Linked DNA regions of Mus musculus: all the other regions are linked to region 1. A link is a loop called in an ENCODE intact Hi-C map of the cell type or tissue named here. Cell type or tissue: heart. All regions are shown on one strand.

Region 1 (8,000 bases):
CATGGGCTTTGTACTGAAAATTAGTTTTTTTACGATATGGGTATCTTGACAGGGATGTGTGAGTGTCTTTAAAACATGTCAGATTTCCCTAGTGGTGAGAGACCAGAAGAGAGAGACAGAGACTCAGAGGCAGAAAGAGACAGAGACAAAGAGACCCAGAGACAGAAAGAGACAGAGACATAGTTAGAAGGAAATACACACACATGCACACACACACATATGCATGTGGAGAGACAGAAAGAGACAGACACGGAAAAAATACACACAGAAAATGAAAGAGACAGAACATAGTTAAAAGGAGAGAGAGACAGAGAGAATACAGTACAGATGTAAATTCATGTGATTAGCCCTCTTGTGTGTGTCAGAAGGCATCTCTAAGCCACCACTTAACCACACTGGGGGACTTGGAGCATCATTAATGCAGATGTACAGCTGTCTCAGAGATGCCTCTGAACATGATGATTTCATTTAATTTCACAAACGTGTGTGACAAGCATGGGGCAGTTTCCACAGATGCCTTAAAGAGAAATGTGACAGTTCCTGCCCTCGAGGGCTTGCAGCTGAGAGTGTGACATGGGCTGTGGAGTGAGAAGTCAGCTCTGGGTGCCACTGTGACGTGAGAGGGCTGGAGGCTTGTTGAGGAAGGCAGGAGATGGTGCCTTGGGTGTTCTGTGGGCAGCGAGGGCTCAGGTTGTGTTTGCCTTGGTCTCATCCATTTATGCCTGACAGAGTCTGCTTCTCCCTTCCATCCTTAGAAATCATGAGGAGGGGACAGCCTCCCGCCCATAGAAGGTTCCTGAACCTCCATCGCAGAGCAAGAGTAAATTCTGGCTTTGAGTGACATCCTGGAGGTAAGGGACATGTATGACTATTTAGAAGCAGAAGAGACTTAGAACAAGTGCCATGGTATCCTTTCCAGACCCTTTAGTACCCACTCCATCTTCTATTACCTCCTACCTCCTCCATCCATCTTGCTGTGCATCCATCTTGTGAGCTCCCATCTTCCCCTCATGGCATCTGCTGTTACTGATATGACCAAGTTTCTCCACTTTTCCAAGCCACAAAGAGAATATCTCCTGGTCTTCCCAGCCTCTCTACCCCAGTGTTGCCCTCCCTCCATCTTTCCCAGGAGGCTCCGTAATATTTTTATGAAATCCTTTTTGACTTTTCCTTGTCATCTCAACACTGGTGGCCACTTATACTCTCTCAGCCCAGTTCTTTCTTCCCTCTATCGATTACTCTGTCATCGCTTCCTCTTCCTTGATCATCACTGTCATTGATGTGTAGCCTATCTTCAAATGGGCCACACACTCCCATGATCTGGGTCCTTATGTCAACTGTCTGCTAGGGTCATTGGCTGTGGCTGGACTGTGAGATCTGGAAATTCTGCTGGCTTCCTTTCTTGGTTGATGCCGTTGCTACCAACTTCGTTTTCTCAACTTATGGATCATGGGAGCATCAGTGAACCTCCTCTGTCCTTCCTTGTCTCCTGGCATCTGTGGAGTGCGGGGTCGTTTGTTGTATTGACAGATTTATCTAATATCAGCCTGCCATTTCCTTCCCTCGATACTAATGGACTGAATGCATTCTGGCCTTGGGACCTTATCCCACACTGCCTGCCCAGTCTGCTGTCCTTGTGGGCTAAATCAGAGCTGTGCAAACTCCAGACACTGAGCAAATCAGAGTAATGTATTGTACACTCTCCCCCAGTGCTTTGGGGGAATGGTAGACTGAGCCCTGATCTACTAAGCCGTCACCCAGTACGGTGGAGTCTCACCACTCTACACACTCTCCGGTGCCAGGATGAGAGAAAGCAGAATAAGTATTCTGAAAACTCCAAAGGGACTCCACGAGGGAGACACTTAAAAGGAAACTTAAGATACAATTGCAGGAGCTGGAGTGACGGCTCAGCAGTTAAGAGGACTTGTGCTCTCCCAGAAGATCTGGGTTTGATTCTCAGAACCCACATGGTTCCACAGAACTCACAGCCATGTGTAATTTCAGTTCCAGGGGATCTAGCACCCTCTTCTGACCTCCATGGGCACCAAGCACACTTGGTACACACACACACACACACACACACACACACACACACACACACACACACACACGTGCAGACATTCATAAATAGAATGAATAAATCTTAACAATTTTAAATTATATTTAAAATGCAGTTACAGGTGTGGATTCCGGGCACCGACGTTTACAGCACACACACATTACTACCGAAGCCTCGGCATCCGTGTACTTTACATCTTTAAAGAAAACATTGATTGATTTTATGTGTATGAGTGTTTGCCGGTGTGTAAATGTGGGCAACCTGTGCATGCCTGGGGCCCTCATGTGATGGGAACTGAACTTTGGTCTTCTGCAAGAGCAGCAAGCACTTTTAACCACTGAGCCCTGTCTACAGCTCTCCGCACGTGTTAGAGTGTAAACAGCACCGCCTGCTTTCAGACACGATCTGAGCGCCCCAGCATAGCTCACAGCAGCCTTACTGCTTCAACTCTGTGCACACCTCTAGCTTTGTCCTTCCCATACCCACCCCACCCCTGAGCTCCCAGTGATGCCCAGGTTCAGTTTCCAGCACTTGAATGGTAATTTACAGCCGTCTGTAACTCCAGTTCCAGGGGATCCAGTACCGTCTTCTGGTCTCTGAGGGCACCAGACACACTCGTGGTGCGCATACACACATGCAATCACACTCATAGGCTTGTTGAGAGCGGATCCAGGGAGATTCCTGTCACCTTCATCCAGGGGCCCTGCTTTCAGTCCATGACACAGGGCACATCTCTGCTCACTGTGTTTCTTTTGAGCTGGGATCTTTCACTTTGGGTTTTTTTGAGAGACGTTTTCCAGAAAGGCAGCTAAGCGTGGCATAATTAATTTTAACAACTTATGATTTGAAAGAAGTCAGCTGACATTTTACTAAAATGGAGAGAGAAAAAAAAATCCACTGTGGATGAAAGACGCAAGTGGCAGATTTTCTTTTTAATCTAAAAATAAAAACCAACTTCTTGCTGAGATCAAGAAACTCGTCATTTTGAAGAAAGAAACTCATTGTACTCTTTACATACATGCAAAGACCTGCCCTGTGCCCTGTCAAGCATCTGGAGAGGGGAGGGGTTTGAGAACAGAATTTTCAGTAGATGAGCGTGCTTTGCTTATTAATGATATGATTCCACCGACTGTGCATGGATGTATGTGTTGCAACAGAGTGGGATCATCTAACATCTGTGGAGAAATGAATCACCCAGAACACATGTCTTCAGATGCAGCACAGCCTGGAGACCAAGTGCAGCAGCCTCGGCCTGTCCACCGATTGTCACTAGTGTCCCAGTTACATCTCTGGCCTCATGTGACCTTTAGCAGGGCAGGTTTTGAAACAGCCCACAGTGTTGCCTAGGGTCATAAAATGAAACTAGTAACGGCCATACTCTTGTTCTACTGAGGAGGCAGCCCCAGTGTGCTCCAGGCTCTGCTGATCTCTTTCTAAACCTGCACCACTGACTCTGACAGAAATCCAACCCTGAGATCGAGGCTCAGCACCTGCAAGGCTATTTGGGATGTTTTTGTTTGGTGGGTTTGGTTTTTTATTTGTTTCTTTTTCTTCCCATTGAGCCATGGATTCTTTGCAGATGTCTTACTGGTTATCCTTATTGTTTTAGTTCAATGACTAGTGAAGATATCCCGAATGTCTATATAAGGTTACTTATAAAAATATCCCTATTGATTTCATTAAATAATCAGGGTAGGATGGGTGGATGGTTGGTCTTAGTGAGCTTGCTATTCTAAAAATGTGAATCCCATTTTCTCTGTTTTATCATGAGCCTGCCTTAGTCCCTGGATTAAACTAGAAACTGAGCAAGTGTGTCTATAATCTAGTAAATACCATTCCAGTCTTCTCTAAGGTTGCCAGAAATGATTTAATACTAGAGTAGAGAGTAAAATCTAGTACTTAGTAAAAGAGTCGTGATGTTGTTGGTGGGATTCTAAAATACATAGTTTGGAAAACCAAGGTCCAATTCCCGTGTTGCAAAGGGTCTGCTTCTTTATCTTTGTAGTTAGGACAGTTCTGTCTTGGCAATTATGGACTGGCCGAAAGAATCTGAGCTGGGGTGTTTTCCTTTATGCTTCTCTGTGGCTGGCATTGGGATTGTTAGCTTGTGCCTAAGAGCAGTGTCAGAGGCGGGTCTGATGGTGGTTTTGGCCCATAAGTCAATGACAAAAAGATGAGTGCCCCGATTTTTCCACAGCCACTGTTGATTCCTTCAGCCACTGTTGATCAAATGTCCTCTCTGCACCTAGAGAGAGCATGACTCACAAATATGCTTATTGCCTTTGCACCCACTGTCTTGTGTCAATCACATCACATCATATCATATCCTATTGTATTGTATCACACATTACCATACCATATCATATCATATCATATCATACCATATCATACCATAGCATATTATAGCATACCCTACCATACTATATCACACTGTATCGTATCATATCATATCATATACCTGCCATATCATATCATATACCTGCCATATGATATCATACCATACCATACCATATTATATCATACCATATCATATCATACCATACATATCATATCATATCATATCCCTGCCATACCATATCATATCCCTGCCATACCATATCATATCATATCATATCATATCATATCATATCATTTCATATCATACCATACCATGCCGTATCATATTGTATTGTATTGTATTAAATCATTTGTTTCTTAGAGAAGGGAAGCAAGGAGGTCAGAGAGGCCCTGCTCATAGAGGTAGTGTTGGGATTTGAATTTATCTTCTTATGCCTGCTTCCCACGCGTCTGTTTTCTTCTTGTGATACATCTGTATACGAAACTTCAATGCTTGAGATACATTTGCCATGTGCTGAGTGGCACTATATGTACTCTTGCCAAGTAGCCAGCCACAGCTCTGTGTGAGCCATGTACTTACCACCACCAACCAGGTGGGGGCACTGTTCCCTAACACCTGAGGCACGTTGGCCTTTGGGGAGTGATTTCATTGTTCATGTTTCAGACTCACTGGTGAGAATTTCTTGTTATGATCTCCAGAACATGCTTACCTACAGAAGGAGCGAGACTCCACAAAAAGAGTGGGGGACCTGCACGGGGGCCCCAGAGGCAAAACCTGACCACACCCCATTCTCCACTTTCCCCTGGCTCTCATTCCTGCCTGCTCTGCATCTCTTACCAATGCTCTACCACATACAGTGACTTCCCAGGATTTGCAGTGGTTATGCTTTGATGTGCTTGCCTGGGGTCGATCCGATCCATCCCTCCAGGTTGAACTTAGTATGCAACAGCATGCCACCCACTTCCACTGACTACTCCACTCCAAGCTTAAACCAAAGTTCTTCCTTAGAGACCCACCTGTCTCCCTCATGGCTGTGACTAGCATGCCACAGACATCAGTTCAGGCTTCCTTCCTTCCTTGCCCCTCTCCATGTTCTTGGCTCCTCTTCCTTTCTAGCTGAATGTGTCCCAACTCTTCCTGGCAGTTCTTGTTGCCCTCAAAGACTCAGTCACTAAGTCCCCTTAATACAAGTTCCAGGGAACCCTATTAACCTGAAGAATGAAGTCTGAGGTCCTGAGGACTATGGCATATGGGCAGCCCCCCACCCCAGTGTGGTCTCTGTCTGCACCCCTTATTGACATCCTGCCTTCCTCTGCCTCTGCCTCACATGGATGTCTCACACAGTGTGCAATCCCCACTAGATCCTGGGTCTCACGTTCATCCCCAGGTCCGGTCCAGTTCACCTGAGTGCACCTCACTCTGCACTGCCCTTTTCAGGGGCTGATTCCCCCTTGTCTCTGTAGTCAGGCATCTAGAATCTCATTTACAGTGCGTAGTAGGGCGACATTCATCTTCTCCACTGGCTTATGACTTTAAATATTTGGGGAAGTCAATATCGTGTCTTTTTTTTTTTTTTTTAATCTTTACAACCCTCCTTAAATGTTCCACACACTCTTGCTTACTGCACAGATTAACTGATGGGTGGCTGAGCGGATAGATTTGTGGAAATTTGGTCTCTAGCCCTATCTCCTCAGACTGTCACAGCCTCTGGCCAGCCACTGCTTTGATTGGCCCCTCTGTCTCTCATTCACAGACTGATGCCTGGCTAGAGCCCCTGCAAGGAGTTTCTCTGGTCTTCCCTGTTTTGAGACATGAGTTCCTATTCTGTGGCTGTGTCTCTGTCCCCTGATCAGGCTACCTCATCTACCTGTGGTGTTTCTCATCCTGTCTTTGGTCCAAAGCAGGCTGCTCAATGTGGAGCTGTTCAAATCTCCTGTAGCATTTAGATCACTTTCTGAGCAGTGCCCAAGCATCCCAGGCTGAGCCTCCAGCACAGGGATGCTAATGCACACTGTGGTGGTCTAACCTGCCCTTCCTTCTCAGGGTGCAGATGCATACTATGGTGATCTAACCTGCCCTTCCTTCTCTCTTGAATAGATTTCATGAAAGAAAGAGAAGCAGAAGCTGAAATGAAGAAAGGCATGGAGAATGGTGTCTTTTTCCTTTTTATAATCTCCACTCTGCAATAAAGATCTTTCCCTTCCTTTACTGCTCTCTCATTGTCTGGTTTGGAATAGAGCATCACTAAGTATCCAATTTCAGATTAGAGCATCACTAAGTATCCAATTTCAGATGAGAAATTGATGTTAGGAGGCATGAGGAGGATGCTAGGGATGGAGGCTCACAAAGTAACTATGTTTCGAGTGTTTTCAGCCAATTGACAATAGATATTAACATCTTGTTAAAAGCAAGCAGACTCAAGCATCCTGTTGTCTTTCTTTGTAAGTCATCATGGTGACTTTTAGGGCAGGAATACTCTCCCATATGATACAGACAACATGGTACATAACACCATTTGCTCCTTAAGCCCCAGAGAATGGATGAGACGGCACACACCCATGCAGTGGGATGTGACTGACCACACAGCAGCCTGGGTCATCAGGTGGAGAAAATGCTGACACAATAGCGCAATCTGCTAATAACAGAGAACATCTTTGGTGGGAGAACAGGTTACTTTGTACACTGTCCTGTGTTTCTGTACACATAGAACTGTTCCAAGAATAGTTTAGTGGACTGGGGAGACGGCTCAGTGGGTGGGATTGATCAATGCCCATAGGAACCTGAGTTTGAATCCCTAGATCTCATCTATTTAAAAAAATAAATAAATAAAACCAAGGCTAGGTATGGCCACACATGCCTATAGAGCTTTGGGTTCAGCAAGAGATGCTTCTCAAGGAAATAAGGCAGGGAGTGAGGGAGCAGGGTACCTAGGATCTTCCGCTGCCTTCTGTGCGCTTATGGATTTTAACTAAGAAAAAAATTGATTAAGTGGCTAAAGAGTAAGACTCATTGCAATCGACCACTGTGCCTATAGGAGCACCACATACTACTACTGCATTCCTTTAGATTTCTTAGTCTAATAAATTAGCTACAGAATGAAATATCCTCCAAAGTGGGCATTCCCAACAAACCCGCCTAGGGAATAGGGCTCATCCCCAAATCTGCCTCCTTTGGACATCATTTGTGGTTTGGTGTGAGTCGTGTGTGTGTGTGTGTGTGTGTGTGTGTGCGTGTGTGTGCACATGTGTGTGCCTGTAAAACTGTGAGATGGCATCCGTTCTCCCATTAAGAGTTTAGCATGTTGGCACAGCAGTGCTTGTTGGTGACCCTTGAGAAGCTAAAACAGGAGAACTCTAAGTTTGAGACCAGCTTCAGCTTCGTGGTGAGACCTACTCTCACAGAGTTGCTTGTGCCAGCCTTCTGAAAATGACAGCAAGTCAAGATGCTATACAGAATGCTTCTTATATGCAGCTACCTGGCACTTACTGAATGTGTTTCAGGTTTGGCTCCTGCTTGTATCCTGTCATGGTATTTGTTTCAGACACAGACACGTTGTACTGAAGACTGAAGAATTAAAACGTGTTGGGGAATGGCGCTGGTCTG
Region 2 (8,000 bases), 320 kb after region 1:
GTGTTGGGAAGTGCTGCTCTAGAGCTAACTGCAAGTTCAGCAATACCAGTTTAATTGCTTACACTTTCTTGGGGAGGCGACTCCCACACAGATAAGTAGGAAACAGACTACAGCTGCTCCTCTTTAAGCCAACACCCTAACACCACGTTCTAAATGGCATCTGCATTATGGCTTTCCATCTGCTCTGTTTATACTGGCATGAAGCTTTCTACCAGGCTGAGATGTTGATCTCTCAGGCCCCTCTAATTGTGCTGAGTGCCTAACAAATACTCTCTCCCCTGCCACACAACCCAGCATTGCATAAACCTTGTGTGGCGGCACATGCCTGAAAGCCCATCACTAGGAAGGTGGAGGAGGGAAGATCAGAGGTTCAAGACCAGCCTCGGCAGCACAGCAAGTTAGAGGTCAACCTGGGACACTGAAGACTCTGTCTCAAAAAAAAATGTATTTCAAAATTATTAACAGCAGGTTTTAAAGATTCTCAATGAATAGAAGCTGAAGTGCTAGATTTGCTAGCTGGCTTAATTTTTCATGCAATGTATACATAAGATCTAAATGTTACACTGTATTCCATGAATATACAAAATCATGAAAACGAACTAATTGAGAAGTTAAAAATAGCCCAAAGAAAGGTTAATCAGGGCAATTACCAGCAAAGCTGAGCTACTCTTCAGAGTAACCCGTACTCCTGCCAAAATGACCGTGCCGGGTTCTCTGTTCCCAGTTGGTTCTTGGCTCAACCTCCCAGAGAGAGCTGCAGAGCCAAGGGAGGATCCCAGCTCCAGTGGTGGAGGTCCAGTTAAGGCCAGTTTTCTCCAGTGCCCTCTAAAGGGAAGGTGTGGCTTCTCAGGTGTGCTTCCAGGACATTCAGGAATGTCCTGACTCAAGACCAATACTGGATTCATATGACTTGTTATGATATTATTAATAATGAACATCATTTGGGTGCCTGAGGGTTCTTCCCAGCTTTGTTCATTAAAGTCTATCCCTAATCGATGTTGATCTCTCAGGCCCCTCTAATTGTGCTGAGTGCCTAACAAATACTCTCTCCTCTGCCACACAACCCAGCATTGCATAAACCTGGTGTGGCGGCACATGCCTGAAAGCCCATCACTAGGAACGCTCTTCATGTTCAGGTCCCGCCTCCTGTCTATCCCCCCCCCCCAACCCATCCATGAGTCTGTCAAACTCCATGCATTGGTATTTTTACCTGCCTCAGGGATAACCAGCTCTTTATATGGACTATTCAAGTTGTCACATGTGTACAGCAAAAACCATAGATTTGAAAACACTCCAGGACTTCCACACATGAACTTGTGTGAAATTTCCCATTGTTGGAGGGATAGACCTGAGCCTGAAGAGCACTGTGTGACTGAGTACATCCATTAGGGATAGACCTTAACGGGCAAACCCTCAGCCACCCAATGATGATCATTATTAATAATACAACTAGTCATATGAATCCAGTATCTGTCTTGAGTGTCCCAGAAACATAACTGAGAAGCCAAATATAACCTGAGAATGAATGAATGAATGAATGAATGAAGAGAGGTTGGACAATAACCTTTTTCTTTATTATGATGAAAATTTGGCTCCCATTTTGAGGGTGCAGTCAAAGGCATGGAATCAGGAACATGGGGCTGGTCATGTTGTCTCCACGGTCATGAAACAAAGATGGATGCTGGCTCTCAGCCCAATTTCCCCTTTTCATCCAGACCAGGACCCCAGAACATGATATGGGGCTGCCCCCATTCAAGGTGGGCCTTTCTACCTCTACTAACCTGATCTTGACATCCCCTCACAGGTGTGCCCAGAGGTTTGTTTCCAAGAACTCAAGTCCCATCAAACAATCAATGTGAACCGTCAGAGAAGGATAATCGGCAAGTCAAGCCCCCCCCCCCGCCCCCGTAAGGTGTTTTTATTCTATTTGACAGTGTGTATATCCTGTATCCTGTCTGTGAGGAGATGCTCCCAGTATGATGACTTTATAGAAGGAGGGCTAGGGGAGGAAGAAGAGAGGGAGAGGAGGAGGGGAAAGAGGAGGAAGGAGGGAAGGAAAGGAAGTTTCAATACCACAGGGTAGATGTCCTCGGTTGAATGCAGTAGAGAGACCATGTGTGAACCACGCTTCTCTTAACATATCACAAAAAGGAGAAAATGGTGGAATGGGAAGAACACCGAGCCAACAGGACAGAAACATAGGCAGCCTTGGACATGAGTGTTATCTTCTGCATGAAATGTGCTCTGTGCGTATGCCTGGGCGCTTCTGCCTGAGTCACCAGGGCCCTTGATGACCAAGCGTCTGCCCCTCACCTCACTGCCTGCCTACCTATTCTCAAGAGAAGACCACACACAGCTTTGTACTTTCTAGATCATTCCAGCCTTATTTGCCTTTACTTGTTTAGCAGTCCTTAGACGTAGACCATGACTTTACGCAGTGGGTATTTATTGAGTGCCTACTGTGAGTCCCAGAATGCTCTAGTGTTAGGGAGCTGCTGAAGGTCCTAAGTATCTTCCTCACTGCCGATCAGAAGTGACTTGGGGGAGGAAAGGGCTTATTTGGCTTACTATTGCAGTCCATCAGTGGGAAGCCATGGCAGGGCTCCGGGGGCACGAACTGGAGCAGAGACCATGGAGGTGGTCTGTTTGCTGACTTGCTCTCTCTGACTTGCTTGCTTTTCTTATACAGCTTCGGTCTATGTGCCTCAGGCAGCACTGCTCACAGTAGGCGGGATCCTCCAACCCCAGCACACCAGTTAGTAATCTATTCCCCCCACAGACAGGCCCCAAGCTGACAACCAAGAGACACTATCACTGTGGGCAGGCACTCCATGCTAGTGAATTTCTGCCCTTGGAGGGCACCACAGAAGAAGCCAGGAGACACGAAGAAAACGATGCCTTCAAGACTGGCATTCAGTACTAAGGAGGTGGTGGCCAGATAGGTCTATGAGAGTAAGAGGGAAGGTTCAGATAGGGTCTGAGTAGCTTCATGTGACAGTTCCACAAGCAAAGTCCAGAAGACAGATGAGGAAATGCTAAAGGCTTCAGGTAACAGCAAGGAGCAGATGAGGGTGAGTCGCTGCAGGCTAGTGGAGAGCAGATGAGGCCATCTGAATGAGCAGGGTCTGCTGGACCAGGTACAGGACTTTGTGTGACATGCTGTCTGCTTTTCTTGAAGTCTGGAAGATGATAATCCACTTTCTAAAGTGCTGTTTTGCTAAGTCCTTTGGCTAAACTGCAGCTAGTACTGTCTACAGTCAACCAGCCCCCATCCCTGACTTATCACGCCCTCATAGAAGGGCTCCTATAAACCAAAGCAACATCTACATGCATTGATGTGGACGCAGTGCCAGGATCTGGCCATCACGCACACACACATACTGCACGGCTAAGGGAATGAATACATGGGATGACAGCCTCTATAATGCCTGGTTGTTCTGTAAGATTTCAGTTTCTAGGTATGCGTTTTGGTTTGAAATGAAACGTCAGAATAAACGTCAGCACCTCAATGATTCCTTGTGAGGAAGCCGGAAGCTCAAATCCACACAGAGACACAGATTTTCATCTGGTTGGGAGACCTGCCCCCTGGTGGTGAGGAGAAGAACAACAAGTAAGCCAGGCTCTGAAGCTCATGGGCCTGTTGTCAGTAGGTCATGTCTTGGCTCTGTTCTTTGGGTCCCATGGATATAGACACATTTAACATTTTCCTAATGAAAAGCTGAGATCCACGGTATTCACTGATTTGGGATTAAAGGGTATCTGGCTTCCAACGTCACCACCCAGAGACACACGTGAGCACACTCAGAGAGAACAAACTGAGGTGCAAGCACGATCAGAACACGGAATCAGACTGCCAGCTTCTCACCCCAACAGATCTGGCTGCACAGGGGCAGAACAATTGCCCCTGCTCCCCCATCACTGGGCCAGAAAACCACCACGGGTAGTCATCACCGCGGTGAGTTTGTGAGCGGCCGTGCCATGTCCAGAAAATACTGTTTTGCTTTGGTTGTCATCTATTTCTGACTCTTACAAAATCTCTGCCCCATCTTTATAGAAGCTTTGTGAGCCTCGAGGGTAAGGGGTATGACCTAGCTGCCTCATCTGTGGCTCAGCACTCGACTGATTCCCATTCTCGTGGACCTACTGGCTGTAAGTTTCTGCATTGGCCACTGTCCGGTGCACAGAGGAGCCTCTGATGAGGATTGAGATCTGCACGAATCTGAGGGCACAGAGGTGTGCCGCTAAAGGGCAGTTTGATACTATGTCCATTTGGCAGGACAATAGTAGTAAGTAGCCTTTGGGGCCTGTGAGTTCACCAGATTAAATGTATCCCACCCCCCGGCCCCGCTCCACCCTGCCCCACCCCCAATAAAATACATTTTAAGTCACAATATTTAAGGACTTTCCTGGCTCCTGGCTCCTAATTTGCCACCAGGTGTCTTTAATGAAGCTCAGGTGCAGATCTCAGGTAGTTTGGAATAATGTTGTTTTTACTTACAGTTATGTATGCTTGTGCATGTGCCGTGACACATGTGTGGAGATCTGAGGGTAACTTGTAGGAGCTGGCTCTCTCCTTCTGCCCTATGGGTGTGGGGCTTGAACCCTTATCATCAAGCTTGCCCGCCATTGCCTTTACCAGCGCAGCCATCTCACTGGCCCAGGTATGTGTTTGTGTGCAGGTGAGCATGCCTGTGTTAGCAAATGCATGAGTCACGGAGGGAGGATAGAGTAGAACATTTGAGTGTTGTTCCTCCCACACTATCTACTTTGTTTCTTTGTAGAAATGGTCTCCCCCTGGCCTGGAACCTGCCTATAAGGTTAGGCTGGCCAGCCAGTAAGCCTTATCTGTCTCTGCTTTATCCAAGGCTGGGGTTACAAGTGTATGCTGAAATGCCTGGCTTTTCAAACATGGGTACCAAATTCAGGCCTTCCTTCTTCCACAACAATCAATCTACTTAGGCTGAGCCATTGCCTCAGCTCACAACAGTTTTCCAGTAAATCTATCTGTGTTGTTGGACTGACCCCACTTTTAGGGGTCCATTCCCTCCTTCCACCTTGTGTCTGAGGCAGGGCCTCTCCTGTTTGTGCCACTGCACACCACTGTGTACTCCAGCTAGTTGGTTCAGGGGCTTCCTACAAACTCTCCTGTCTGCCTCCCATCTCCGTAAGAATTCGGGGTTACAGAGTCTTGCCAACACCGCGTCCAGCTTTTTGTGTCGATCCTGAGCTCAAACATGCTCACATAGCATTAGAAACAAACAAAAAACAATCTCGGTGTCACACAAGGGAGCACAGGGACACAGGAACACAGGAACAAATCCGTGAACTCGTTTCTTGTTTGTTTAAAAAAGCAGGTAGGGGGAGCACACTATGACCCAAACCAGGCTAGCGAGAGTCCTTGGCCAAGATGGCTTCAGTCTTTTATCCCTGACAAAGGTGGGATATCTCATCCCATTGGTGGGAGCTCCACGTCACTTTCTGGACTAGCCAATCAGTGAAAGGGAGAAAGAGAGGTTCAGGAAACAGGAGCAATGGCCAGGTTAGGTACGTGAGATTAAAACAAAACACAACAGTAAGCACTCTAATCCACTGGGTCATCTCTCCAGCCCTTTCCCAATTTTGCGGGGGGGGGGGGGTGTTTGTTGGTTCGTTTGTTTATCCCCAGTTGTTTGTACTGGCAGATGTGGGAATAGTCTCATGGTGGCTCAAAGGAATGCATTCCCCACCCCCACTCCATGTAGAAGAGAAACATTTTAAATACATCAACTTAATATTGTATCTCCTCGCACATCACCCACACAGTGACAGGGAGCATTTAACCTAAATTGACAGTTCTTGGCACTGACTGGGCTACCATCACATTTTTAGAAGCTTCAAATAGAAGCACCCTTGCCCGATCCACTCCCGAAGCAAGATTCTCATTTCAGTTTAACCACAGATTTGAATCCCATTAATGTTAAATCCTGTAATCTTTGCAAAGAGATTCTTCCCATATCTTTGGGGTTAGAAGACAGTTAATGAATCCGTGAATTCTAATTCAGTCCTCAACTTCCACATATCTGAACGAATCAGATAAATGACGTGTATTTTAACAGGACTATGAGGCTTAACTAGCTCACAGGAGAGTGTAAGAAATCCATGTTGGAAGATGAGAATAATACCCTTGCAAAGATAAGGGTCATTAGAATAAAAAGGGAAGGAAAAAACGAATGAAGTTTTAAGGTCTAAGATATATGCAGGAGTGTAAAACCCTCAAATCTTCTCCCGTGAGACTCCGTTCTAACAAATTCCTTCACCGTGACATTCTCTAAGGTGTTGTCATCTTCTCTAGAATGTCTAAGTGGCAGTCTGTGAACCATGTCTCTGGGGCTCCAGTAGGCGGAACTGTTTTGATTGTGGTGCTGCTCAGTTCTGCCACTAGAGGGAGCACGTAGCCCACAACATAAGTGTAACTAAGGGTGAAGAGTGCCCTGGCTTACAAGCCATGAGCCTCCTGTAGGGATTGCAAGCGGGAATTTCAAATGCACAGTGCTCAAGCAATGCAGTGTAGACCACAGTCAGTGTGAGCACACTCCCCGTGCACTGGCACCACCCTGCATGCCCGACAGACTGTACCTATGCATAACCAACTTTCTCACAAGGCTCCTGTGGGTGCCACGGTTTTACAGAGGAAGCCAGTGAGCCCAGGAGAGGAAACGACTTGTGAGCCTAAGAGCCAAAGGAAACGGACCACAGTTCTACATGCCTATAGCCTCAGAGCTTGAAGGCTGAGACAGGAGGATGGCCTGAGTTCGGGATTCATAGTCCTCTGAGCAGCACAACAGATCTCCCAACTAAAATAATGGTCCTTAAAATTAAAAATAAAAATAATAATAATAAGGAAATGAGTACCCCGGCTCCCAAAGGATGTGCCCTTTCCAGGGTCCAGGAAGGAGTGGGCCTCCGACAGGATGCCCTTTGATTCTCAGTGTTGTATGGCCTCTCTACAAAAACAATACCCTTCTTTTGAAGTCACTGTTCTGATATTCTAGTTGTTCCTGATGTGTGTCCTCTGTTTCCCACTGAAGGCCAGCCTTGACAGTACAGAAGGAAGACTGAAAAGAAAGAGGTCCCCTATCTGAGACCACCAGAGACCCCATAAAGTAGAAGGGAAGTCTGCGGAGCTACCAGAGAAACACAGAGGATGGCCGTAAATCCTGCACTGTCCCGAAATGCAAAGGCGTCAGTCAACTTTCTGTGAAAGAATTCCACACAATTAAACAAAAAGTGACGTTCTATTGATTTCCCCCGGTTTCCCTTTGTTTAACCAAGATCAGGGTGTGAAATCACAGGGCATAGTTCTCCCATGGGCATGCTGGAGTTAAACGCTACTGTTAATTCCTTACCTTTATTTTTGACCGTTGAGCTAGAGATAAGCACTGCTTTGTTACATGGAAAAGCAAATTGAGTTAAGAATGCAATGTCTCAGCTGGGCAGTGGCGGCACACGCCTTTGATCCCAACACTTGGGAGGCAGAGACTGGAGGATTTCTGAGTTCGAGGCCAGCCTGGTCTACAGAATGAGGTCCAGGACAGCCAGGGCTACACAGAGAAACCCTGACTCAAAAAACAAACAAACAAAAATAAACAAAGAATGCAATGTCTCTTCTTTCCAATAAGAGGGAGAGGTGAAAGACATGTGCGAGTAACTTGAAAAGATGGGGCAGGTCTATGACCCCCAGAGTGCGATGTGAGAAGCCAGAGGGGGTGAAGCTGGGTGTCCTCCTCAGTTGCTAGCAAGGAGTTCTGCAGTTTTCCGGACCAGCAGGCTACAAGGCCTCTGGATGCTGCTGTCTCCCACTCCCCGCCCTGGGGTTCCAGGCCTGTGCCCTCACATCCAGCTTTCACTGGGTGCCAAGGACTCTGGTCCTCATATTTCTGCAGCGAGCACTTTACCAATTGAGCCACGTCCCCAAAGACCTAATGATCTTGGTATGAGCCAGCCACCTGCCTGTCTCATGA
Region 3 (8,000 bases), 780 kb after region 1:
AAATGCTGTAGTATTTGCATGTAACCTTCAAGCGTACCCTTGCATATATTAAACCATTTATAGGTTACTTTCAATATACAATACAATGCAAGCATTGTAGAAATAGATGGTGAATTATATTGTTTAGAGAGAAACAGGGAAAAAAATGAAATCTGTCCAGGTTCAGTACAAATGCAATTTTCTTTTTCAGTGTTTTTTTTTTCCAAACTAGAATTGGCTGAATCAGTCAATATGCACTATCATATGTGTGTGTGCATTGTGTACATACATGTACATACATGTACGTGTATTTTTTGAACCTCAACTATGTTGGGAAGATGCTCATTGGTATTTGTAAACTACCTGTGAGTCAAACTGATAGATGGAAGAAAAGGGTTTCCTTTTATTTTTTTGTTATTTGGCATTTTCTTGGGATTAAAACCTGCTTAATATAAATGGTGAGTTAGTTCTCAGTGGTTTGTTTGTTTGTTTAAAAATCTTGACAATGTTTGAAAACTGATCATTGGTAGTCAAGCAAAAGCTAATCAAACTAGTAGATGGGAATATCTGACTTGTTAATCGGTATTTTATTCACATTTTGGCTCTTCATACCCGTTTGCTTTCTAATAGAACCTGCTTACTATAAACAGTACACTAGTCCCCTGGCTGAGCCTCCCCTGGGACTGCAGGGTTTTCTCCAGCGTCCGCAAAGTCCTTCTGGGCTTTTCCAAGGCTCTTCTTTGATGCCCTCCGCATTCTGTCCTTCCCTTCCCTTAGTTCCTCCCTCTCTCCCTCGGGCCTCTCTAGACTCCATTCCCTGATCTTTACCTGGCCATTTAGTCGTTCCAGACCCTCCTGGTTCTGTTCCTTGTGGAAGACACCTTTCTTTCCGTCTCTCTGTTCCCTCTTCCTCTCTGAGGTCTCTCAAAATGCCTTCCCTCCTGTGGAGGCTGCAATGCACCGCAGCTGGAAGCAGCTACCTCCCTGTTAAGTGGGCTTGGAGTAGCATGGGCCTCATGACTCTGAGGTATTGACTACTGATAGGATGGTAAGAATCAGGTTGGTTAAGTGTACACATTTCTACAAGAAGCTAATAACTGGCAAGGAAGAGTCTCAGAGTGGAGCCAAGACCTCTCTTTCCAGCATGCAGCTGATGGGTGTCAGCACCCTTCTGGACCATGGAATGTTCTGTGTGTCTCTAGTGCTCCCCTATGGGCCCTTGTCTTAGTTCTCTCCTCTTCATGACCAGGCAGAGCCCTGAGGGCCAAACAGCCAGCGTGTTTGGGGCCATTCAAGGGATGTGATATCGTCTGTTTTGGGGCCTTCTCCACGACCCCCACCTCCTCATGCTGCAAAGGAGAACCATGCAGCGTCCTCCTACGTGCTTGAATCATGTGATGTGGAGCCTCCTGGACAGGAGCAAAACATCGCCAAGAAATGTAGCCTGTTATTCAGAGGTCGCAGGCAGAGTGAATTCCAAGTGATTTTCCAGGCTACTGTCATATGGTGGGGACCATCTCACTGTCAGCAGAAATTACTACCTGTCTCGACAAAGAGTTACTTGAAGCACATGGCTGTTCATCTGTACCCGAACTTCTATGAGCAATCACTCTACCAAGAAATTGACTGGGATATTTACCGACCAGATGTGTCTAACTTGCTGCCTATGGGTTACATGCTGCAGTGGTGGCAGTGATGTGTCCCAATGAAAAATGCAGGTGACAATACTGGGCTATTAAAGGTCAAAGAGACACGATGCAATGTTAAACACTTGTGCTGTGTAAGGAGAGAGCCCTGAAGAATATTAAGGATGATTCTGAAAAAATGACTGAATGAATGAATACACAAATACATAAATAAACAAACAGAAGCACCCTGGAGGTTGGTGAAGCCCGTTTTGGTCACTTCTTTCATTGTGCGATGTAACTTTAAGGAGGAAGGGTTTATTCTGGCTCACAGTTGGAGGGGCTCAGTCCTTAAAGATGGCGGCTGCAGTGGGAAGCAGCTGATCACACGGCACGTACAGGAAGCACACAGATGAATGCTGACCTTCTACTTATCACTCAGTCTAGGGCCCCAGCCTAGAGGATGGTGCTGCCTACAGTCAGACACCCCCACAGACACACTGGGATGTTTGTCTCATAGGATTTTAACGAAAAATAACCATCACAAAGCCTTACATCTAAAACCCAGGGAGTAAAATAGTACTGGCTGCGGGGCACCTGGCTGAATCGTCATAGCGAAGAGCCAAGATTTATTTGGGTTTGGAACACCTGGCAGTGGTTAAGAGACCCAAACCAAGGAGTGAGAAAGGCCAAGCTGTCCTACAGGGACATCACAGAAAAAGTTGCCTGGTGGGTGTGCGAGAAGGTTTGGGGGCAATGAGCAAAGAGACAAGAAGAAACAGGATTTTAAAAATGATGGCTGTCTTTGGTGAAATCCATGCCTTTTTGAGAGGCATATTGTGACTCACACTAGAGCTATCTTGAGTCTCTTCCTGTAACTGTGTGGTGAGATCATCAGCATGGATTTGGGTCTCCTGTGGCAGAAGAACTTAGCTGTGTTATCATCAATGATGACTCCCTATTTTTTTTTCTTTTTATGTGTGTTTGTGTTTGGCCTGCACATATGTCTGTGTAAGGATGTTGGATCCACTAGAACTTGAGTTACAGACCGTTGTGAGCTGCTGTGTGGGTGCTGGGAATTGAACCCAGATCTCCTGGAATAGCAACCAATGCTGCTCTTAACTGCTGAGTCATCTCTCCAGCCCAGTGAGGAGTCTGTTGGGGAGGCTCTGGACTTTTGGGGTGTTTCATCTTTATTGTTTTCTGAGATAAGTCTCTCTGGTCTCCTTTCTGGTATAACTCAAGCTAGCCTGGATTTCTTCACACACACACACACACACACACACACACACACACACACACACACACACACAGACACACACACACACACAAAAACACACACACACACACACACACACACACACACACACACACCACCCTACCCCTGGCTTCTGCCTGCTATGTGCTGCAATTGCAGTGGAACACCACCACAGCAGTTCAAGGGCTCTGCTGCTGTATATGAGGACTTCCTCCTACCTGGTCATAGACCTAAGCTTGAGAAAGAACCGGTTGAGCCTAGTTCTCTCACCAGTGATCCCTGGCTCCTGCCACTGTGGCTGGCCATGCACATCTGACCTCTCTCTCCATCCTTGGCCTGGCTCCTCCGTCATTCAGACTCTTCCTCTGCTCCTGGAAGGAAGTGCTTCTCAGTCTGTGGTCCATCCTGGGACTTGTCTCCTTTCTGTTCAGCTGCCCTTCTCCCATAAGTTGCTGCTCACCTGACCTCTGCTTCCACCCCCTCCATCCAGACCCTGTCTTCCTTTGTCACCAACATGCCCACCCCCAGTACACGTTTACACACACACACACACATACACACACACTCACTCACTTATGTGCACCTGCACACACACGTACACACCCTTTGTTTTCTCCTACAGCATTCTTTTTATCTTTTGACATCCCTTGGCTCCGCAGCTTATCTTTAAGCTTTCTGGGCAGTAGGCATGACTCATGTGCTGCTATGTCCTTCCCTCACAGAGAAAGACCCTTAATAAACACTAAATCGCTTCACCAAAGTCCTAAAATCCACAGTGACTGTGACTACTGACTCATACCTTCCACCTAGTCAGGAAGCCTTGCCGATTCCAGCCAAAAGGGCCGCACATCCCAGGAAGAGGCAGGAAGAGGAGGGCTGACACCTGTGTGCATCTTACTTTTCCAAAATTACAGGGTGAGGTCATTTTCAGAAGGTTGCCTGTACCCTCTGCAGCATCTTCTGTTCTTTAAAGCTTCAGGAATGAATGAAAGCAGCTCAAGAGATTCAGAGTCTTTGAGTCCCTCCCTCCCTGCATTCCCTAGCAAAGAAGCTAGGCAATTGGGGCCCACCTTGGTCTATTTGCTGGTTAAATGAGACCTCGGTATTCATAACACTATACTTCCCCCTGGTGGAAATAAACAGGCTGTGCTGATTGTAATCCTTCTCCTGAGGCCCCAGCAACAGGCAGGAGAAGCTAGGAAGGGAAATCAAACTGGCTGGAGAGGGCTCAGCAGGAAAAGACTCTCATTGCCAAGCCTGATGACCCATTTTGACCTCCACATGTGCACACACAGGCAGCTACACACACAACCAGTAAATATATGCAACAACAATAAAAGAAAAAATCAAACCTCTCTTTTTGCAGGCTTTTATTTTTAAATCCCAGAACATACACCTTCTTTCCTATTGGTTCTGTGTCTGAAAGATCTCTCTCTCTCTCTCTCTCTCTCTCTCTCTCTCTCTCTCTCTCTCTCTCTCTCCCTCCCTCCCTCCCTCCCTCCCTCCCTCCTTCCCTGTCCCTCCCCTCCCCTCCTCTTCTCCTCTCCTCCTCTCCTCTTTCTCTTGTGACTTTGCTTTGCTATGGTCTTGCAACTTAAATTCCTTATTACCCTCATTCAAACAATAAGGGATGGTTTTAAACAGTGTTTCACTTCCTAGTATCGTCTCAGGTTGCATCTTTGCCTCTAGGACTCAGTTTTAGATGTTTCAGGTCACCTGAGCTGACCAGCATGGGTTAAAACACTTCTACTTGATGTCATTCAAGCCACGGCTAAAACCTACAGATTCAGCTACCTCATGCTTAAATGTCTTCATTAAGATCCATAGCCAAACATTAGGCAGAGCTTGGGAATCCTGCAGAAGACGGGGAGGAGTCAAGGCCACCACATGAAAACCCATAGAACCAAATAACCTAGGCTCCCAGGGACTCATAGAGACTGAACCACCAACCAGGGAGCCTCCACAGGACTGACCTAGGCCCTCTGCACATGTCACAGCTGTGCCACCTGGTCTCCTGTGGGACTCCTAACAGTGGGAGCAGGGGCTGGCTCTGATTCTAATGTCTGCATTTAGGCCCTTTGCTCCTACTGGGTCACCTCTTCCAACATCTCATGGTCCTATAGACACTAGAAGTAAAGGAATTTCCCACACATTAAAGCTGAAAAGTGTGTGGAGACAAAGAACACTAAAGACGGGAAGGAATCTTCATGACTTTGGTGTGAAGACCGGTTTCCCAAACAGCGAAAAGGTAGCATTCAAGACAACAAATTCGGTTAAGGGACTCAATGCAAACTGGTCACTGACATTATTCCTCCGCCTCAAAATATAACTTTAAGATAAGAAAAATTTTGACATCCACAATATGTATATTTGTAAAGCATGTGGTCGAACAAAGGTCAGTATTTGAAGCAAGGAAGCAAGCAAACAAACAAACAAACAAACAAAAAACAGATGTGATGAAGAATCTTCCAAAAGTTTCCTAAAAATCTTTTAACTTGATTAGTCATTAAGGAAATGCAAATTAGAGGAACAAGATGTGGGGGCTACTTTCTTGCTAAGCCTTTAAATGAAAAAAAGAAGATTTATGTATTTGTTTATTTATTTATGCATGCGTTAGAGAGCATGCATGTGAGCATGTACGTAGAGATCAGCATACAACCTGCAGGAGCCCCTTCTCATCTTTCCACCATGGAAGCCCTGGGCATAGAATTTGGGTCATCATGCAAATGCCTTAACCTACCACAGAGTCATCTCACCAGCCCTAGCTAGGTTCTTAGACTTATTTTAAATTAGCTAAAATGAAAGACTAATTCCACGAATTTGACAAGGCTGTGGAGAAACAAATTTGCACACGCCAAGAAGGTAGGTGTAAGGAGATTTGTGTAAACACTTGAGCATCTGTCAACACTGAACATGTCTCATATCTTTGCTTCACACATGGGTAAACTACACTACAGAGGCAGGATTGTTCATAGCATCATCAGGCATACATCCCCAAACCACGAAACAAGACTAATGTCCTATAAGAGTAGAATGATGTATATCTAAATTGTATCGCACATGGGATGAACTGTAACATGGAAACAAGTGAGTATCTTACTAAATACAACACAGAGGAATCCACCAACTGAATAACGGGGAAAGCCAGTCACAGGGGGTGATGATTAAAGTGAGCCAAACACACCTCTGGTGCTTGGACACCACAGGTGCAGTTTGCTGAAGAGGAGGTGGCGTTTAGGGGAGGGAGCACGGGGCTCCTGGAGGGCTGACCCTGAGGACCCTCGAGGACTGACCCTGTGTGGTGTTCTTCTTGTAGTAACCACTAGACTCTAAGCGCATAGTGTGACCACTCACATGAACAAGTACTTGCCAGATGTCAATTACAAAGTCATTAGTGGTAAAATTACAGTCACGTCTTACAGCCTGCTGCTCCTTTGCTTTCAAACTCTGTGTTTGCATTCCCAGTAAAGCCGAAAATGTCAGTTCGAAAAGCAGAGCTCATGCTATGAGCTCAATTCAGGCAAGCCAGAATCCATAGCCAGTCTGAACCACAAAACACTGACCATCGAGGAACTTAAATGTTCCCTCTGACCTCCATAAGTCAAACACTGCAAAATACGAACACTGGCATCACAAAATGGCCAGCAATGGTTTGTGAAAAAGGCCGGGGCTCCGTGTTTAAGTGACTGCCGGAGAAGCTGTAAAGGTGCCAGAATCAGAAATGCTGAGGCCAAGTGGAAAGTCAAAACATAAGATGTTTTGTTTGGAAAGTAGAGACCTACTCTTCCTTAAAATTATAGATTCATACACTAGAAATAATGCTGGCACCCTTCAGCGCTGGACTCCAGGTGTTGAGTTACAAAGTAGCCATCTTCCTGGACTGGGGAGACACTGTAGCTAAGACTCCCATGGGCTCCCTTTTGGCTGTTACTGATGCATCCTCTTACTTCCCATCTCCATCATGTGACCCTTCTATCCAAGATGGAACTCCCTGCAAGATTTGACGCCTCCTTAGAAAAGATGTTTGTGGGGGTTTGTGGAAGCAGGTGCAATTCACATAAACTGTGTGTCATTAGCCTTTTGTTAAACAGCTTTCATCAGCTTATTGGCAATCTCTCTGTGACACTGGATACCCAGGGCACTTCCCCTTTGGATGGCCGTCAGTCACGTTGTTGCTACCTCCCATCCCTTTTTTTTTACCTGTTCCCCTCATGCCTCTAGCTACTCTAGTACATGAAAAACTCCTTCAATATGTGTTCATGTGGAAATGAGTAACAATCATGTTGGTGTATAGCAACAAATGAGTGTGAAGTAACTAACAGGACAAGTGTATAGTGTGGTGTGATGTGTGATGTGTGTGTGTGTGTGTGTGTATCTGAGTTATCTGAGTGTATTAGTGAGTGAGAGTGTCTCTGTGAGCATGTATAAGTGTTTACATGTATAAGTGTCTGAATGTATAGTGTATGTACGTGTGTGTGTGTGTGTGTGTGTGTGTGTGTGTGTGATATTGTCAGTGCTGTTCTGTAAAAGCTCCAACTCTAACTGCTTCCTGGATTCTTGACTAGTCAGGGTTGAGGGGGTGTGGTCTGCTAATTCACATCTACTTCCTAAGATGCAAAGTTCGTGTATTTGGTTGCTGATTGGTTATTTGTAATAAAACTGTTTTCCTAGGCATAAAAATAAGACTTAGTAACTGCTTTCTATATTAAAGTCATGAATTGTTCAAAGCACATTTGTGCTCCCCAGGAAGTCTGGAATAAAACACCAGGGGCTGTCACAGTCTCTTTCTCTTCCCCTAGAGCCCACAGGAGTCATTTTCTTCACTTTTACCTCTTTTTCTTCCAAGACAGTATTTGTCCATGGAGCAATCGTGCTTGTAGCCCAGTTCACTGGAAGATTCGGGAAGGCGAGTGAGGCAGGATGCAGTAAGTCCAGGTCTCAGGTCACCACCTGCTCTCAGACCTATGTCTCAAGAGCCTGAGTCCTTTGTGTTGTAAGGAGGGAGTCCCTTTGTTTTTGTCTCTCTCATGCCTGAGCCTGACTGTCCACGACTGTGGCTGTGGTCAGTGCCACCCCTCATCAGTCACAGGAGCCCGGCTTCAGAAACTCTGTGTCCGCTGCATTCTTCACTTTGTCAC
Region 4 (8,000 bases), 770 kb after region 1:
ATGGTGTCTCTTCACAGCAATAGCACAACTACTAGTTAGAGCACACAACTCTAACTAAGACAGTGATTTATGTGCTAAGGGTTGCTTGACTAACCAGGTCAGTATTTTTGTGAGGGAAGGTAGCTTGCGCAAGCGAGTACCCAGATGTCACCCATTTCTGCTCTGAGAACTTGTGACTGTAAATTGATTTCTCAAACCTGTTTTCACTTTATCCTCTCAGCTCTGCAAGTGAAGCTGGGCAGGAGGCACAGTGGCGATGCTGTATTGAGTTCCGTGATGCTCAAAAAAATGCTGTCGCTCTGTTCAGTCAAACCCTCGGGCTAGCCTGAGGCTCCCGAGGAAGCAAAATACAAAAATGAAATAAATCATAAGGAGGGCGGGGTTGATTATCGAAAGTCAGCACAGAGAAACTGTTAAGCATCTATAGACCAAAAACAAACAAACAAACAAACAAACAAATAAAATTCAGCCAGTACCTCACATCACATGCAACCAATCAAGCAGAAGGCTTGAACATAAGACAGGGATCTCTCAGATGAAGGAAGGAGGGAGAGAAGCTTTAGGATAGAGGTCTAGGCAAATGTGTCTTCTTAGACACCCAAAGCAGATTCAGAAAGGGGCAAAACAAAACCAACCCAGTCGAAAACAAAGAGCATGGCATTTATTTGGGACTAATTATGTCTGCTGTCTAGGAAAACACAGGCTTCAGCGGCCTCGAAAAGGAGTCTCTGGGTTTAGCTTTGAATCTCAAGGGGGTTGGCGATGACATCATCCATTAGTCAGGGGTTTGAAGTTAAGCTGTTAAGAATGGCTTGGGAGGTGACTTAATCTCTGGCTCACTTGGTGGGTGGGAGCAAGTGGGAGGTGGAGTTAAGATGGGGGGGTGTCAGAGGTGCTTCTGTGGTGAGCTATCTTCTGGGTGGGTGTGTCTGATGGCCTCCTGACACCTGCTTAATTGTCTGAACCAGGGCACTTCCATTTTGATTTTTTTCTTCCTTGAGACAGGCTTCTCCTGGAGGGTCTGCTATCTGTCTGGAATACAGAATGTGGCTGTCAGCCAGCCTGGCGGTACAGGTCTATCACCCCAGCAATTTGAGAAACTGGGATAGGAGGACCGCAAGTTCAAAACCAGCCTGGGTTACAGGACAAGTTCAAGGCCAGCCTGGACAGCTGCTGGAGACCTGGTCTTCAGATTTAAAAAGGGGAGAAGAGGATGGGATGACCGGTTTTATGTCAACTTGACACACGTTAGAGTCATTTTAGAAGAAGGAAGAGCCACTAAGAAAATGCCTCCAGCACACTGGCCTGTTGGCAAGCCTGTGATGTGTTTTGTTTGTTTGTTTGTTTGTTTGTTTTGGCGGGGTTTTTTTGATTGACAACTGAATTGGGAGGGCCCAGCTCATTGTGGGTGGTGCCAGTCCTGAGCAGGTGATCCTAGGTTATATAAGTAGGCTGAGCAAGCCAGTAAGTAGCATTCTTCTATGACCTTTGCACTAGCTTCTACATCCAGGTTTATGTTTTGATTTCCTGCCCTGACTTCCCTGAATGATGAACTACAAGCTGTAAGCGGAAATAAATCTTTTCCTCCTTACGTTGTTTTTGGGCACAGCAACAGGAAAGTTAAATAGGACAGAGAGGTAGGAATATAATTTATCAATAAAGCACTTGCCTCAAACTCTCTGTGCTGTAGGTTCAATCTCTAATACTTATGTAAATAATGAAAAATAAAAATAAGAATATAAACTGACATTAGAAGTGGCCTGTTAGTAATCAGGCACCTCCTTGGCCAGCCCAAAAAGGACCCTGCGACAATGTTAGCAATCAGGCACCTTCCTAGGCAGCCCCTGAGGGACTTGGAACAATAAGACGCGTCATCACTAGCTGCCCAGAGGCGACACATTTCCACTGTTGACCCTGTCACATGTCCTCCTGCACATGCCCTATGCTCCACCCCTCCCCTCCCCCTCCAGGCAGCATCTGTACCGCTGTCTTTTAATAAGCCTCCATATGAGACCTGCCACTTAGTTCCATCTTGACCAATCCCAGATCCCAAGTTCAAGTGTCATGATTGACAGCATTCTGTCTAAACTCCACCTCACAGTTACCTGGCTAGCCAGGTAGACCTGACCCACAAAAAAGGGGCTGATTGCCCCATTCTTCCTCTCATTCTTGTTGTCTCTTGTTTCTTTGCTTCCCTCCCCTCCCCCCCCCAACACCTCCACACCCCACGTGCTCATGGCCGGCCTCTTCTCCTCTACTGCTCTCTCTCTTTGCCTTTCTCTGCCTCTACTACCCTCTTAACTCCCCTCTGCATGCCCTGAATAAACTCTATTTTATACTATACCTTTGTGTGGCTGGTCCCCCAGCGGGGAGGGATGCCTTGGTATGGGCCTGTAGAGACACTCCCTTCCCCTCCATACTGCATCACACTTCCATAGAACATATTCCCTTCTCTTTATATTTTTTATAAACACATCAATAATTTCAGCTCTTGGGAGAAATTGACATCTTGTGTGTACTCCACAACATCTAAGAGAAAGTCCCCAGTTCTCAGGCTCTGTGGGGCAGGTGACATACCTACCACAGCCAGAGGACAAGCCTATTTTGTACAAGAAGCCAGCACCAACCTTAGTGTAAAAGGCAGTTTAAGGAGTCTGTTATGGGCCACCGAGGAAGATGCCCTATCACATAAAACCTTCAATCCATTCTATCCAGCCTAACACAGTTCACATGTCAGGGCTACCCACACATGGTTTCTCAGAAAGGGAAGCCACATTTCCAGCCGTCACATTGAACTAAGATTGTTTAAGGAGCTGAGACAAACCTCTGGATTAGCTTTATGTATCCAGAAAATTAAATTAACTAAAGCGTTGGCCCCCAAGGCAGCCGGAGAATCCGTTTCATTTTGTAAATCCAGATCTCCAAAAGCCAAAATGCATGCTCTGTGAATGGGGCCCCATGACTCTCTTCCAATCCCTTAAGCTTTCTAAAATCATTATGTATTATGCTGATAAAATAATTTACCCAGGGCTAGTTCACGGTGGAATGGTATCTCAGTGCACAGTCATTTTCTTAGACTAAAGTACCATTTCTCCTTAACGACAACGCAGCAGCGGAGGCAAATGTATTTGGAGTAATTCATTATCCTCCCTACAGTCCGGGAGATTTGCTCAAGGGGTCTTTGGCTCAAGGTCAGGTGACTGAGACCCGAGAATTGCAGAGGGAACCAAGTCAGCCATGAGGTAAAGCATCAAAGCAGAGCCTTGGAGATAAGGGGACAGGAAAGGGGGCTTCTTGTGTACAAAATTCCTTGGGAAGGATTTCCCGTCTTGTAAGAGCATTTATGCAGCTAGGTCTCAGCGTCACACCATGTTGAATAAATAAACCGGCCTCGGAACATCTGCTTCCTGGATTTGGAACTTATTATTGACTTAATCCCATAGTTTGGCCCAGGGGTGTTTTTTTTTTTTTTTTTTTATTAATTAAAAGCGGAAGTCCATATTTTTTTCACCATGGAATTTCCAAATCATCAAAGTACAAGACAGAAGTTTCTAGAATGGCTTTGATTCTTACCCTCCCCCTCCCCCTCCCCTCCCCCTCCCCCTCCCCCTCCCCTCCCCCAGGGCATTCAGCACTGAAAGAGACCAGAGGTCACTCAGGGGAGGAGGGATCCAGAGCCAACAGGTTGAGACTAGAAGAGAGGTGGGGGCGGCTATGGGCAAGTTCAGTTTTATAGAGGCTTAGAAGGTGAAGGTTTCTGGACGCCTTGGAGACTAGCTACTGCCTTGGCCGCTGGGGAGGAGGCTGATAAGCTGAAATCACATTCCAAGCATGCCATTCCAGAAGGAGGGTAAGAGTGCTCAGCAAAGTCAGCTTCAAAGAGGGGTCTGCATCTTATCTCAGTGAGAAATTGCTGAGACTTGAAGAACCACTAAAGGCCAGTGCCCTTACAGATTTCTCTGTCAAAATTTCTATCCGAAATGACGTCAAGATTGCACTAAGAGAACCGCAGTGACCCGCTGTGGAAAGCAGATTGCAGGGTTGGAAAGATTAAGAACACTTACTTCGCGCTCTTGGAGAGGACCCCAGCGGATTTCCACTGTGAGTCACAAACATTTCTAACCCCAGCTCAGAGGGATCTGGCGCCCTCTTCTGACCTTTGCAGGCACTGCATGCACATAGTCCACTTAATGCACTCAAATATGAATACAGGACTGGAGAGAGGGCTCAGTAGTTAAGAACATTGACTCTTCTTTCAGACAACCTAGGTTTAATTCCATCACCCACATGGCAGCTCAAAACTGCCGGAAAACTCCAGGTCCATGGGACCTGACTCCCTCTACTGGCCTCTTTGGGTACTAAGCAGGAAAGCTGTGCAAACATACAGGTGGGCAAACACACACACACACACACACACATCCTCATAAAATGAATAAACCTTAAAAGAAAATGGATGTCATGTCAGCAGACTCTAGGGTGTTCTAGAACACCCTGTGACAGCAGCCAAATGGTGTGGAGTCCCCTCCTCTAAAGGGACAAGAGAGACAAGACAGAGAGCACCTTTCCAGGTCAGATGTTCTGTGAGATACCGTATCTAGGTGACCTTGAATCCACGGCTCCATAGTGTCAACAGGTGACCACATGGCTGGGCCTCGAGAAAGTTCTGTATGAACTGCAGGTGAGCCTGGGAGAAAGATCTGCCTTCAAGCCGGGGAACCTTGGTTGGCCTTCAAAGCAAGGTTAAATCAAGAAATCTGTTCTGCCCTCAAAGATATTGCCACCTGAATTTTCCTCTCCTAGAAGACTCTAAAACACCAGATCCTCTCTGAGAGGCTACACACTTCTTCCAGGAACTCTCCAGAGCAGAGTTGAGCAGGAGGTGTCTGCGGCAGGGTTTGCCTGCAGCTAGACGTCTCTCTGCCTTTCACAGCTGATAAGGCTGGAAAATCTAATCAAGACATTTTAAGTAGCAAGAAAGGAAGGAAGTCCCAGACACTCCTACTTGGGACCTGACTCTCAGCAGCTAAGATAAGAGAGTCAACCAGTCCCACCGAGGCAGGGTCTATGGGGATCAGGGCTTCTGTTCAAGGCTGGAGCTGGGTGAAGTCGGCAAAGAAATGTACAGCAAGCATTCGCCTGAGGAAGTAGCTTATGAACAGTCTCCCAGTCAGAAAGTGATGGGGCCCCAGGGCACTGGTGGAAGCCAGAAGGGTGGATCACCTGCCAGCCAATCAGACAAGGAAGACTCTGCACTGGTGTCAGTCTGGGTCCCTCGCTGATGTGCTTGAACTGTGGGAATCCAAGTACTCGCCTCTCCCGTCCCCTCTCTGCCTGTGTTAATGACTGCTTGCTTGCCTAGGGTCATTGCTCCTCCATGAACCACCCATCTACTAGACCTTTGACGTTCTTCCCAGCTTTTCCTGCTTTTTAAAGGATACAAATCATGGGATCCCCAACACCCCAAGTAGCACACATTGTACTCATGAAACATGAGCATAGCCACTAGGCACTCACCGGACTCAGAGACCACAAGTGCAGTTCCTCCCTCCGCCATAAGGTGGCAGTGTTTTAAATCCAGCCTCTCATCGGAGGCCTCTGGTCCACCAAGATGCTTAGATCTGGATTTGGGCCCCACAGCTTCTTGGGAATAAGGAACTAGATCGTCTTCTAAGAAATATTTGTTTCTTTCTATGTTTCTTTGCTTCTTTCTTTTCCTTACATCCGTTGCTACTTTGTTTGTTTGTTTGTTTGTTTGAGATAAGCTCTCAAACTGGCCTTGACCCCATTAATGAGGAATCCATGGGCCTCACCTCTCAAAAGTTGAGACTAGGGGCTGGTGAGATGGCTCAGCCAAAAAGAGCACCCGACTGCTCTTCCAAAGGTCCTGAGTTCAAATCCCAGCAACCACATGGTGGCTCGCAACCATCCATAAGGAGATCTGACTCCCTCTTCTGGAGTGTCTAAAGATAGATACAGTGTACTTACATATAACAAATAAAAAAATCTTAAAAAAAAAGTTGAGACTAGAGGTATGTGCCACCACACCCAGCTATCTAAGCGACATTTCAAGATTTCCAGAGGTCCTAAGCTGCCTAGGAATTTGCATTTTTTAACGAATCCTTTAAGTGATTTCTAAATAAAATCAGTCTCCAATGCAGGAATCAAGCAGCACCCACACACACCTCAAGAAGTCGAGTTTTATGAAAGTGAACAGCTTTCAACTCCAAATAGCAGCGAGAGAGTGGGCGGCTGGAGGAGGGGCAGCTGCTGACGATGAGGAAAGGGGGAGGGGTCTCCATGGAGAAGTTGACATTCATAAAACAGTGCTTTAAGCAAATGAAACTTGCCTGAGAAGTAAGTCAATGATCCAAAAGAGAAGACAGAAAAGTTACAGTCCAACTCTACACCCCAACCCCACCCCTGCAAAGCACATCCCACCACCCGTCTCCTCGTACAGCTGGAATCTATTTAGAAGATAATGGGGGAGATATTTTACAGGTCTTGATCCATTTAGAAATAACAGATTCATTAAATTATCACCAGGCTCCATCAACTCTTCCCCTGAACCCCCTGCAGGCAGAATACCTCCCACCAATGTCCTCACCATGGTGCCCAAGACCCAAGGATATGTGATGTTTCATGACAAAAGGAGTTTTGCGAGCAGGGTTGAGTTGACAGAATTTAAAATAGGGAGGGTGAGCCTGGACTACACAGGTAAGCCTAACCTGAATGCATAGAACCTCTCTAGCTGCAGTCCTAAGATAATAACACCTGTAAAAATGTAGGAGGGTGTGAAGGACGAGACTCATCCTCTGCTGATGGCGGGACCACCGGAAAAGGAGAAACAAAAACAAAAACAAAAACGTGGGCAGCCAATAAGAAACACATTTGAGAAAAGGCTTCCTGCTTGGCAACCACATAGCTGCTGGCCCCTGGCTTCCGGGGGTTGGCACTGACCTGTGGGACTACGATATGAAAAGGGATAAGTTTTCCACACCATGTTCGTGATGTTTGTTCTCACGTGCTGTGGGGGCGGTGAACAAGGGGAGTCTGAAGTGCACACTCGACACGGCCTCACCTAAAACACATTAAACTAACTCCTGGGTGGTCACGTGGCCAGGCCATCCCTCCGCGGCAAGGTCCAGCCCAACCTGCGGGACCATGGAGAGGAAAGAATTCCTATGATGCTTCTGGGAAAGACCCGATAAGAGGAGGGGCCACAAACTGAAGGGTTGGCTGGGTGGCTCCTGTAGTGCAGATGGCCCAGCTGTCCCCTGGGCAGCTCAGGCTGAGGTTTCTTTTAGGAAGAGCTAACGGAGCTTGGGCTGTCAGTTCCAAATCCAGCCTTTACTCCCAGAAACTAATGCCTTTGTCCTTGCTGGCTTCTTGTGGCTATTGTCCATTTCCTGGTCGTTCCCTACCAGAGTTCAGGGTATGGCTGGGTTGTTAGTAGGATAGCGCTGCCTCTGACTTCTAATTTTACCCAGACAATGTATCCAAGTCTTTACACTTCGCGTCCTTACTTGTGAAATATGGTGACACAGTACAACACCCTCCCACGCTCCTGAAGTTTCTCTTTCTGAGGTTCCAGTGAAGCCATGATTGGCTGAGGTTCAAAAGTATTCGATGGAAAACTCTAGAAATAAACACTTCATAAGTTTTCAGTCGTATGTTCCTCTCAATTGTGTGACGAGATCTCATCTCTAATTCATCTCTTACAGGATGTGGCTTCAACCACTGGCTACCTTTTAATCACCCAATAGTTAGTTGTCTTGGGTACCAGACCAGTTGTCATAGTAGCACAGTGCTGTTTTAGTAACCCCTTATTTTACTTAATAATGACTCCATAACTCAAGAGCAATGATATTGACAGTTTAACTGCAGGTGGGCGGTTCTGGGAGACTCAGGCCCAGGACCCAGGGTCTTTCATGTGACTGGAGGGCCATCTTGTTCCAGAAGTTTCTTGGAGCCTTCTGGAGTAAGTAACCTTTGACTTGGAC

The links. Peaks named below come from ENCODE experiments on the same cell type or tissue, not always from the same donor. Only the 100,000 strongest peaks of a DNase experiment are listed, where the experiment ranks them.
Region 2: a loop joins it to region 1, with 9 times the contacts of the local background. A loop is called at or near these places in 19 of 42 quality-filtered maps.
Region 3: a loop joins it to region 1, with 4 times the contacts of the local background. A loop is called at or near these places in 11 of 42 quality-filtered maps.
Region 4: a loop joins it to region 1, with 2.9 times the contacts of the local background. A loop is called at or near these places in 11 of 42 quality-filtered maps.

What each region holds. Positions count from the first base shown.
Region 1 is chr1:88,419,828-88,427,827 of GRCm38, forward strand. It overlaps Spp2 (secreted phosphoprotein 2), which reads left to right. Exons shown (of 8, transcript NM_029269.3): 7 at 756-851; 8 at 6,495-6,611. The coding sequence ends at 841. Among named protein-coding and RNA genes, the nearest start is that of Spp2, 17 kb to the left of the region's middle. In heart, no CTCF peak of the experiment used is centred here; a DNase peak (open chromatin) is centred at 4,994; H3K27me3 peaks cover 764 bases.
Region 2 is chr1:88,738,999-88,746,998 of GRCm38, forward strand. No RefSeq gene overlaps it. Among named protein-coding and RNA genes, the nearest start is that of Platr5, 12 kb to the right of the region's middle. In heart, CTCF peaks have their summits at 3,600 (motif pointing left) and 6,412 (motif pointing right); a DNase peak (open chromatin) is centred at 6,453.
Region 3 is chr1:89,203,513-89,211,512 of GRCm38, forward strand. No RefSeq gene overlaps it. Among named protein-coding and RNA genes, the nearest start is that of Gm34331, 100 kb to the left of the region's middle. In heart, a CTCF peak has its summit at 3,994 (motif pointing left); no DNase peak of the experiment used is centred here.
Region 4 is chr1:89,187,502-89,195,501 of GRCm38, forward strand. No RefSeq gene overlaps it. Among named protein-coding and RNA genes, the nearest start is that of Gm34331, 88 kb to the left of the region's middle. In heart, CTCF peaks have their summits at 4,169 (motif pointing left), 4,389 (motif pointing left) and 5,549 (motif pointing right); DNase peaks (open chromatin) are centred at 1,910, 3,310, 3,710 and 4,150; H3K4me3 peaks cover 733 bases; H3K27ac peaks cover 4,836 bases.